3 separate regions of the Homo sapiens genome follow, and regions 1 and 3 are each linked to region 2. Evidence: chromatin contacts called from ENCODE Hi-C or POLR2A ChIA-PET data. All regions are on one chromosome and are shown on one strand. The core of a region is the stretch at or near the end of the contact, and the rest is flanking DNA. Distances in the headings are between cores, read along the strand shown. Region 1 overlaps PELATON (plaque enriched lncRNA in atherosclerotic and inflammatory bowel macrophage regulation). Region 2 has its middle 78 kb from the start of LINC01271. Region 3 holds the start of LINC01271 (long intergenic non-protein coding RNA 1271).

The links. A loop is a pair of places that touch in the nucleus more often than their neighbours do. ChIA-PET counts read pairs that join two places held with the same protein, here RNA polymerase II (POLR2A). Pooled maps may share reads with other maps.
Region 1: a loop to region 2 is called in a map of heart left ventricle, with 8 times the contacts of the local background. The contact joins two enhancer-like sites. A Hi-C loop is called at or near these places in 9 of 168 maps with a recorded cell type or tissue (GM12878, MCF 10A, Right ventricle myocardium inferior and 5 more), 1 of 37 single-sample maps with no recorded cell type and 14 of 50 pooled maps. POLR2A ChIA-PET finds 5 or more read pairs at or near these places in 3 of 52 experiments (HepG2, activated CD8-positive, alpha-beta memory T cell and activated naive CD4-positive, alpha-beta T cell).
Region 3: POLR2A ChIA-PET joins it to region 2 with 35 read pairs in HepG2. The contact joins the promoter of LINC01271 here to the enhancer-like site in region 2. A Hi-C loop is called at or near these places in 13 of 168 maps with a recorded cell type or tissue (CD4-positive, alpha-beta memory T cell, CD8-positive, alpha-beta T cell, aorta and 8 more), 2 of 37 single-sample maps with no recorded cell type and 14 of 50 pooled maps. POLR2A ChIA-PET finds 5 or more read pairs at or near these places in 14 of 52 experiments (H1, HEK293, HepG2 and 8 more).

Annotation. Positions count from the first base shown.
Region 1 is chr20:50,277,780-50,280,479 of GRCh38, reverse strand. It overlaps PELATON (plaque enriched lncRNA in atherosclerotic and inflammatory bowel macrophage regulation), which reads right to left. Exons shown (of 4, transcript NR_170992.1): 4 at 692-2,303. Among named protein-coding and RNA genes, the nearest start is that of PELATON, 12 kb to the right of the region's middle. RefSeq lists enhancers at 1,174-1,468, 2,471-2,700. Within about 2 kb of position 1,364, at least 21 of the 41 ENCODE cell types and tissues checked have a DNase peak (open chromatin) inside an H3K27ac peak, as active enhancers do; they include gastrocnemius medialis and heart left ventricle, where a contact is called at or near this core.
Region 2 is chr20:50,397,761-50,400,460 of GRCh38, reverse strand. No RefSeq gene overlaps it. Among named protein-coding and RNA genes, the nearest start is that of LINC01271, 78 kb to the right of the region's middle. Within about 2 kb of position 1,387, at least 22 of the 41 ENCODE cell types and tissues checked have a DNase peak (open chromatin) inside an H3K27ac peak, as active enhancers do; they include gastrocnemius medialis, heart left ventricle and heart right ventricle, where a contact is called at or near this core.
Region 3 is chr20:50,320,017-50,322,716 of GRCh38, reverse strand. It overlaps LINC01271 (long intergenic non-protein coding RNA 1271), which reads left to right and starts at 1,375. Exons shown (of 3, transcript NR_109950.1): 1 at 1,375-1,642. RefSeq lists enhancers at 38-622, 623-1,208, 1,209-1,793.

The DNA of each region.
Region 1 (2,700 bases), core at 115-2,614, 120 kb after region 2:
GATCCACTGCCCCCCACCCCACATGGTCCTGGGCTGGAATCCCAGCCCAGATGCTGACCTCTGTGTGACATCAGACAGGTGACTCTCCCTCTCTGGGCTCAGTCTCTCCATCTGTGAAATGAGAACGCCAACCAGGGCAGTTTTATTGGCTGCTTGATGAGAGGGGGGCCTGGGCCTGACACCAACAAGCACCTAAGAGCCCTGGGCTGGGGGCAGGAGGTGAGCTCAGGGCTCCTCTCCCCGGAGAGGTCACTATTCATTTATTGGTTCTTTTAAGAAACATTTATTAAGCACCGACTGTGTGCCAGGCATTGCACTAGGTGCATAAGGTAGACAAAAGTCCCTGTCCTGAAGGAGCTAATGTTCTACTGGGGAGATAGGCAAGAACCAACAAGCAAATTCATACGAAATGTGCCAGGTGGAGAGAAGGCAACCAGTGGGGTAGTGGGGGTCGATAAATCCAGGCAAGTTGAGGGGAGGAAGTAAGGGTGTAGGGTGTAGGGTGGCCAGTGCAGGGAAGCTCCTTCGAATTCTTGTCATTTCTCCAGAGGCCATGACAGTTTTTATATTTAAGCCAGCTGCTGATGGTGGGGGACTCATTATCGATGCTCCCTGAGTTTCCGGCTCCCTGCAGGGCACTCTCATCAATTTCATCACATTGAATCTCCTCTGCAACCCCAGAAGACAGGTACTCATTTTCATTTTTATTTATTATTAGTATTGTTATTTTTAGAGATGGGGCCTCAATCTATCACCCAGGCTGATGTGCAGGGGCATAATCATAGCTCACTGCAGCCTCAAACTCCTGGGCTCAAGCAATCCTCCCGCCTCAGCCTCTAGAATAGCTGGGACTACAGGCACACACCACCACACCCGGCTAATTTTTTTAGAATTTTGTAGAGACAGGGGTCTCACTATGTTGCCCAGGGCTGATCTCAAACTCCTGGTCTCAAGCAATTCTCTCGCCTCGGCTTCCCAAAGCGCTGGGGTTACAGGCATGAGTCACCACACATGGCCAGAGACAGGTACTCTTATTGTCCCCATTTCCCAGATGAAGAAACTGAGACCCAGAGAGATGAAGTGACTTGCCCAAGGTCACATTGCTGGAAAGGGGCAGAGCCAGGATTCAAATGGGGCCAAACAGGGATATAATCCAAGGTGAGATGGGCCGATACGATACCAGGGCAGGGGCTTGAAGGGGAGACAATCAAGCAGGGAACAGGGCTTATGCCAGAGCCCTCAGCAGCCAACAGGTTAAGGGCCCGGGAATCTGGGTCTCTGGCCCCAGATAGGGTGACAGCCACACCCAGGCTCAGCCTCTGGCCCGCGCCGCCTGCTGGGAACACACAGTCCTCAGGACTAAGAGGCTCAAAATAGAAAGTGCAGGACCTGGGTCGAAGCCTGGAATGCCCCAGGCAGGCAGACCATGACTCCTGGAAGGGCCCAAGGCTGCAGGGCTGGGGCTGGCGGGGCGAGAGTCACTGGTATCCACTTGTTAGAGCCTGCGTCTCATCTTTGTTATTCTCCTGATGCAGTTTCCAAGACGCCAACTCCAGGATGTGACCAACCCGGGCTCCTCTCCTGGCCTAATCTCAGACCAGCTGTGTGGCCTTGGGCTGGTCACCTACCCCAGAGGACCTCAGTGTCCTTATCTGCCATCGGCTCATAGAGTTGTTCATTCAGGCAGTCAGCCAATGTGTGTCGAGCACTTACCATCTGCCAGGCACTGGGATGGCACTGGGGGCACACAGAGAACACAACAGACAAAAATCCCTGCCCTCATGACTAGGTAGAAAGACCCTACCTTGCTCAGAAGGAAGTCGGGGGGGTGGTCAGGGATGGCTTCCCATGTGGGCACCCGAAGGAGTTGTGGGAGGGAGCCCTGTGGATGCCTAGGAGAAGTGTTCCAGGCAGAGGAAACAGCCAGTGCAAAGGGCCCGGGGCAGTGTGGGCCTCAGGCTGTTTCAGGAGCAAGGAGGAAGCCAGCATGGCTGGAGGGTGAGTGAGGAGGAAGGCTGGGAGAGGAGACAGAGGGAGGTCAGAGAGGAGGCCCCGAGAGCCAAGGAAGGAATCCGAGGGTTTATTCTCCAAGCAACAGAGATCCCTTAGAGAGGACTTTGCTGTGGACTGATGTGGGCTGGCCCACAGTTTTAATAGCTCCCTCTGGCTGAGTGTGGAGAGGGGATTTCTGGAAGACCAGGGAAGAGACTTCTGTGCCAGCAGAGATGAGCAGCAGTGGTGGCAGTGGAGGCAGAAGGAAGGGCTTGGGTCGGGGGTCTGTTTGCAGGAGCTGCTGGGAGGACCTGCCGAGGGAGAGAAGGGAAGAGGGCATGGGTGGGGGTTGAACAGAGACCCCCTCCACCCTCCAGGCCTCAAGGAGCCCCACAGGAAGTGGGTGGTCAGGCGGCCCAGCTGGGAAGGCTGACTGGTTTGTCCAGCCTGAAGCCCACGACCCTCTCCCCACCCTCTGCCCATGGCAGCCCAGGGCTAGAAATGTACCTGGAATGTCAGCCATGAAGCCCGGCCAGACAGTGCCCATGGGACCTGCTGGGGGCCAGGTGAGCACCCTGGCCACAGCCCTGCCTACAAGGGTAATCTCTCGGACCCATTGACCAGGGTAAGTGGTAATTACAGGCCCTGGAGCAGAGAGGGTGGTGACCTCCAGCCAAGACACGCAGGGACTGCGATTCGCACGCAGGA
Region 2 (2,700 bases), core at 138-2,637:
TCATTCTGCTGCAGCCACACTGGCCTCTTCTCTGCCATCCTCGCTCATGCCAGGCACGGTCCGGCCTCGGGCCTTTGCACTTGCTGTTTCCTCTACCAAGAATGCCCTTCCTCTGGAAATCCCCATTGCCCAATCCCTCATCTCTTTCAAGCCGTACTCAAATATTTGCTCAGTGAGACCTTTCCTGCCCTGCACCCCCACTCCCTATTTAGATTTATTCCTCTCTGATGTTCCCCTCCTCCTTCCCCGGCTTATTTTTCTCCTTAGTACTCACTGCCATTGGAAACATGATCTATTTAATTTACCTGTGAAGGCTGATGCCCCCTTCCTCCCCCATTCCGTAATGTCAGCTCCACGCTGACGGGGACATGTGTGTTCTATTCACTGTTGCATCCTAATACATTCAGGTGATGGATGATACGAGTCTAGTGTGTTACCTTGGACACTGATGGAGGCAAGACTGTTAGGGTGAGGGTGGAAGCAGGAGACCAGGAAGGAGGCTCCTGCAGGGGTCAGGTGAGAGAGGTGGGGCTGGGCCAGGGCAGGGAGGGGCGGCTGTGTTTGGATGGAGCAGCAAGCACCAGGTGTGGGGGTGAGAGAAAAAGAGGAGTTGAGGATGATGCCCTGGTATCCGCCCTGAGCATCTGGAAGGATGGGCTGCCCTTGACGGAGACAAGCTGTGGTGGGAGAGCGGGTTTCGATCCTGGACAAGTTCCATGGGAGCTGCCTCCTGAGGCTTGCTAAGGCCAAACGCTGTGCCAGGGACTCGGGAACAGCGGCGTGACACAGAGCCTGCCTTCTTGTCACTCTTGTCTCATGGATTGGCATGGCAGCATTGCCACTTGCTGGGAAACACTGAGCCAGTGGCACCACTCCTGAGCCTCAGTTTCCCCATCTGGATGACAGTCCCTCCCTCCCAAGGCCTGTGTGCAGCTCCATGAGCTCATGCCTCTGACGTGCCTGGCATCCAGTGGGCGCTCCAGCAGAGCTTGTTCCTTCCCTGTCCAGCCCCCATGCTGGCTGTCCCCCAGGAGACTGTGCTGGGAGCGTTATTTTTAAGCCTGGCTCCAGCGGGCTGGGCCATGGTTCTGAAGGCCGTGGGGAGACCACAGTGCTAGCAGCATCCCGGCTTTCTTGATGCCAGGAGACCGCGGCGTGGAAACATCAGAGGAGGCCGCCCTGTGTCCATGCCCTGCCTGGTAACCCTTTATGTGAAATTATGTCATGTCACCCCATGCTGTTTATAAACATCTCTGACCTTTCCCAAGCAGGGCTGTGGGGGAGGGGGCTGCACCTACTCCTCCCACTCCCCACCCCCGCACGCCAGGACCTGCTAGTGACCCCTCCCATTAGCCCACATCACACAGAGCAAAGTGGGTGCACTGGCCTCCAGCCAGCGTTGGCCTGGTTGTTTCAACACCTCCAAGCACCTCGCAGCTGACCAGCCCTGGGGTATTTTTAAACCCTGGCCTCGGCCAACCTCTTTGTCACATTCCGGTCGGGGCTTGAGTTTAGTGCGTGCCCCAATTCGGATAGCTGGGTGGGGGCTGGCATTCACTGGACAACAAACATTTCATCTAGTTCCAGAACCTGTGGACCTACTATGTACCAGGAGTGGGGACCCCGGGGGGCTCCCTCACAGAGCCTGTCCCCAAGGTGCTCACTGTCTGGCAGGGACACTGTGACGGGCCCACACTGTGACAAGTGCTAAGATGGAGGCGAAGATGGCAGTTGCAACTTAAATATCCGCAGGCCCAGCAGGTTACGTGAACGAATGAAGTGGGCGTGGTGTGAGACTGCGGGTAGGGGTGGGGCCTGCGGAAACTGGCGAGCCCATGCCCAGTCTGAAGGGGCTGGCTGCGCGCCCCTCCGCTCCAGCCTCTGTTGTCATAAGGGAGTCGGGTCCAGAGCTTCTGATTTTCCAGGAGAAGCTACACATCTAGGTTTATGTGAGATTTCATAAAAAAAAAAAACAAAACCCTTGACTTTTAAACGTTGGCAATAAATTTTGTAAAAATGTCCAAAACATTCTGAGAGCCAAATGACACCTGCTTGTGGGCTGGACTCAGCCCATGAAGTCAAGTTGAGGCAAACAGTTTGTGCTCTCTGATGCAAACAGGTGCACTATAAAATAGTCAACAAATGCGGCCTGAACACCTACCCTGAGCTCCTTCTACTGTTCCAGGCCCCAGGAAACGGCCGGGAACAATGTGGAAACATCCTTGCCCTCGTGTCGCTTTCAACCAGTGGGGTTGCTGGCACCACCTCCTACTGGCTCACGAATTCTGCAAGCTAGTTGTCACACACAGCCATCGCTAAGAATTAAATTGCACGAACTTCCAGTTAAATAAGTTACAACAAAAACAAAGGTAACAACTGCTCACAGATCACCACTTTCTCACCATTTCACTGTTCTCTGTGTTGTTGAAGTGATTGACGTCTGTTGTGTTGTATCATATCATATGCCATATCCCACGGTGGAAATAGTACAACAAGTTCTTCCCAATGCCATGCTCAGTAAGTCACACTGGTAGCTCCAAATGGACCATGGTGGGACTATTTACACCACCGAAATGGATACATGTAAAAATCAGGGCTCCCCCTTGTTGAGAAGGTGTCATTAAACATTTAGCAGTAAACCAGATTTTTTTTTCTTTTTTCTTTCTTTCTTTTTTTTTTTTTTGAGATGGAGCCTCAGTC
Region 3 (2,700 bases), core at 126-2,625, 78 kb after region 2:
GGATGGCGGATGAATGTGTGGATGAGTAGGTAGGTGGAGGTATGGGTAAAGGAATGAAAAGATGGACTGGTGAGTTCAGGTTAGTGGAAGGCCAGAGGGAGAGGGTGATGTGAACTGAGGCTCCAGGCTTTTTCCTGCGTCTCCTTCCCACCCTGCCCTGTTCTTCACTGAGATGCTGTGTCACCACCCAGTAGAAGGGACTCTGACCGTGTGGCATCAGAACAATCCTGGGTTTGAATTCGCTCCTACCATGTTCTGCCTCTGTGGCCTTGAGCAAGTCCTGCCACCCTGAGCCTTAGTCTCCTCCTCTGTAAAACGGATGTTTGTACTGTCCCCACTTCACAGTGTGGCTGGCAGGGTGAATGGGTTAAGTGCCCACGCCATGGTCCCTGCCCTACCTGTGTGAATTCCTGTTTGGTGGCTGCCCAGAGCAGGGGCTGGCATCACTTGGGGCTGGGCAATGTTGGTAGACTGCCCAGACCCTCTGCTCTGAGCTCCACTCCAATGGAGGGAACAAGCACCAGCCTGTGCTGCGGCAGGGCCCTCCCTCTGGGAGGTTCTTCCCCTGGAGAGAGGGGGCTGGCCTCTGCCTGGGGAGACTTAAAATCCCACTGTGGGGACGGGCACTGGAACAGAGCCCAGGACCTGGCTCCCCTCCCTCCCAGCTCCCTGCGTTCCAGCCTCGGGGGCCTCCACTCGGTTCTCAGAGCTGGGGGTGAGAATGCGACTCAATGTCCAGCTGCCTAGATTCACATCCCTTCCTCCCACTGGCTGGCTGGTAGCCTTGGGCTGGATACTGACCACTCTGTGCCTTGGGAAATGAGAGTTCCTACCTCATAGGACTATTGTGAGGATTGAATGAGTTAAAATGTGAAGTGTTTAGCACAGTGCCTGGCACACAGTGAGCATGGCTAGCTGCTATTATTCTTGTATAACAGTTGTTTTCATTACTGTTGCTGGTATTATTATCATTATTTTACCTCTCCCATATCCTTTTCCCCTTCTGGCCAGAGGGCATTTGATGTTTCCTAGCAGGAGATGGCCCTCAAACTGGGCCTTGAAGGAACAGAAAGGCCCCCAGAGGCAGAAGAAGGCACCCCTCGGGAAGACTCCGCCTGGGGCAGCTCCCACAGCAGAAGGCCAAGAGGTTCTGGCCAGAGGGAGGCGTGGCTCCCAGCGCAGGGGCGGGATAGAGAGAGGTGAGTCAGTGTCTGGCCCAGCCAGGCCCTCACAGCCACAGCTCTGCTTCCCATCAAGGGGCGGAGCAGCTGCGGCTCCCCTCTGGCCAGGGCTGGGGGTCTGAGTCAGCTGGAGTCAGGTAAGCAGAGGAGGATGTGGGGCTTTCCCACCCGCAGCCTGGAAGCCCGTGTGTGCAGGGCAGGGCTGCCTCCCACGGCAGGGGCAGGCAGAGGCCTCTGCGCCAGGTACAGCCTAGGTACCGCCTACCCCCATGGCTGACCCTGGGCCCCAAATCCAGCGGGAGGCCTGGGAGCATCTTCTCCGCCTGAGTCACCGGGCTGGGCCCAGGACCCCAGCCAAGGGCTTTGCCTCTGGGAAGAAAAGAGCTTTGGAGTCCAGCAAAACCTGGGAAGCAGGGGGAAGCTTCCCTAGCAGGTGCTATTTGAGCAGAGGCCTGGAGGAGGTGAGGAAGTGAGCAGCGGGCCGTGTGGGGTAATGGGTGCTCCAGGAAACCAGAACGGCAGATGCGAGGTTCTGAGGTGGAGCCTGGAGTGTCGGAGCAACAACAAGGAGACTGTCGTAGGGATGAGGCCTTGGGGAGGAGGAACAGAGAGCAGAGAGGACCTGGGGCATGTCCCACAGTGGATGAGCCACGGGAAGGACTTTGGCTTTTCCTCTAAGCAAGGTGAGAGCTGTGGGAAGTTTCCAGGCAGAGAAGGGACGAGATCTGACTTAGATTCTCACGGGATCTCTCTGGCTGCATGTGGGGAATGGATTGGAGGTGGAGGATTCAGGACAGAAGCCAGGAAACCAGGGAGGAGGAGACCACAATAGTCCAGGTAAGCCATGCAGGGTCTGGACCAGGGTGGGGACCGTGGAGGTGAGAGAAGAGGTGGAATTCTGGGAGTTCCTCTGCACGTCAGCCAACCCGCCCTTCTTGGGTGCCTACTGTGTGTGAGTTCTGTACAGCAACATGATACAGAGATCACAAAGGCTGAGCCCTTGCCCACAGTGTAGGAGACAGGAGGAAAAGGAATGCAACTGTGATGTGATCAGTGTCAGACTGAAGTGTGAATGAAGGGCAGCTACATCTCCCCAGGTTCTGTCCTAAAACTTTCTATGTAGGAGCTCAACCTAGTGAGATAAGAGCTATCATAAGCCCCCATTTTCCAGATAAGGAAACTGAGGCCCTCTTAGTCAAACAATATGTCTAAGTTAAGAGACTCCTCCCACTAGTAAGTGGCAAGACTGGGATTCACAACCGGGTCTGAAGGGCTGCAGGACTGACCCCGCCTGACCACCTGTGTAATCAGGAAGGGCTTCCCGTAGAGGTGAGGCTTGAGCTGGGTTCCCAGGGATGCATAGGATTCCGTCAGTGAGCAGAGGGCCTTCCAGGCCTGAGCAAGGTATAAGCCAATGTGTGTTCAAGACACACAAGCCCCACGTGGAGTTTCTCCCTCCCCTTGGCATCACAGGGAGGACGAAAGGGAGCTGGAAAGCCTCACCTACAGTGTTAACTGA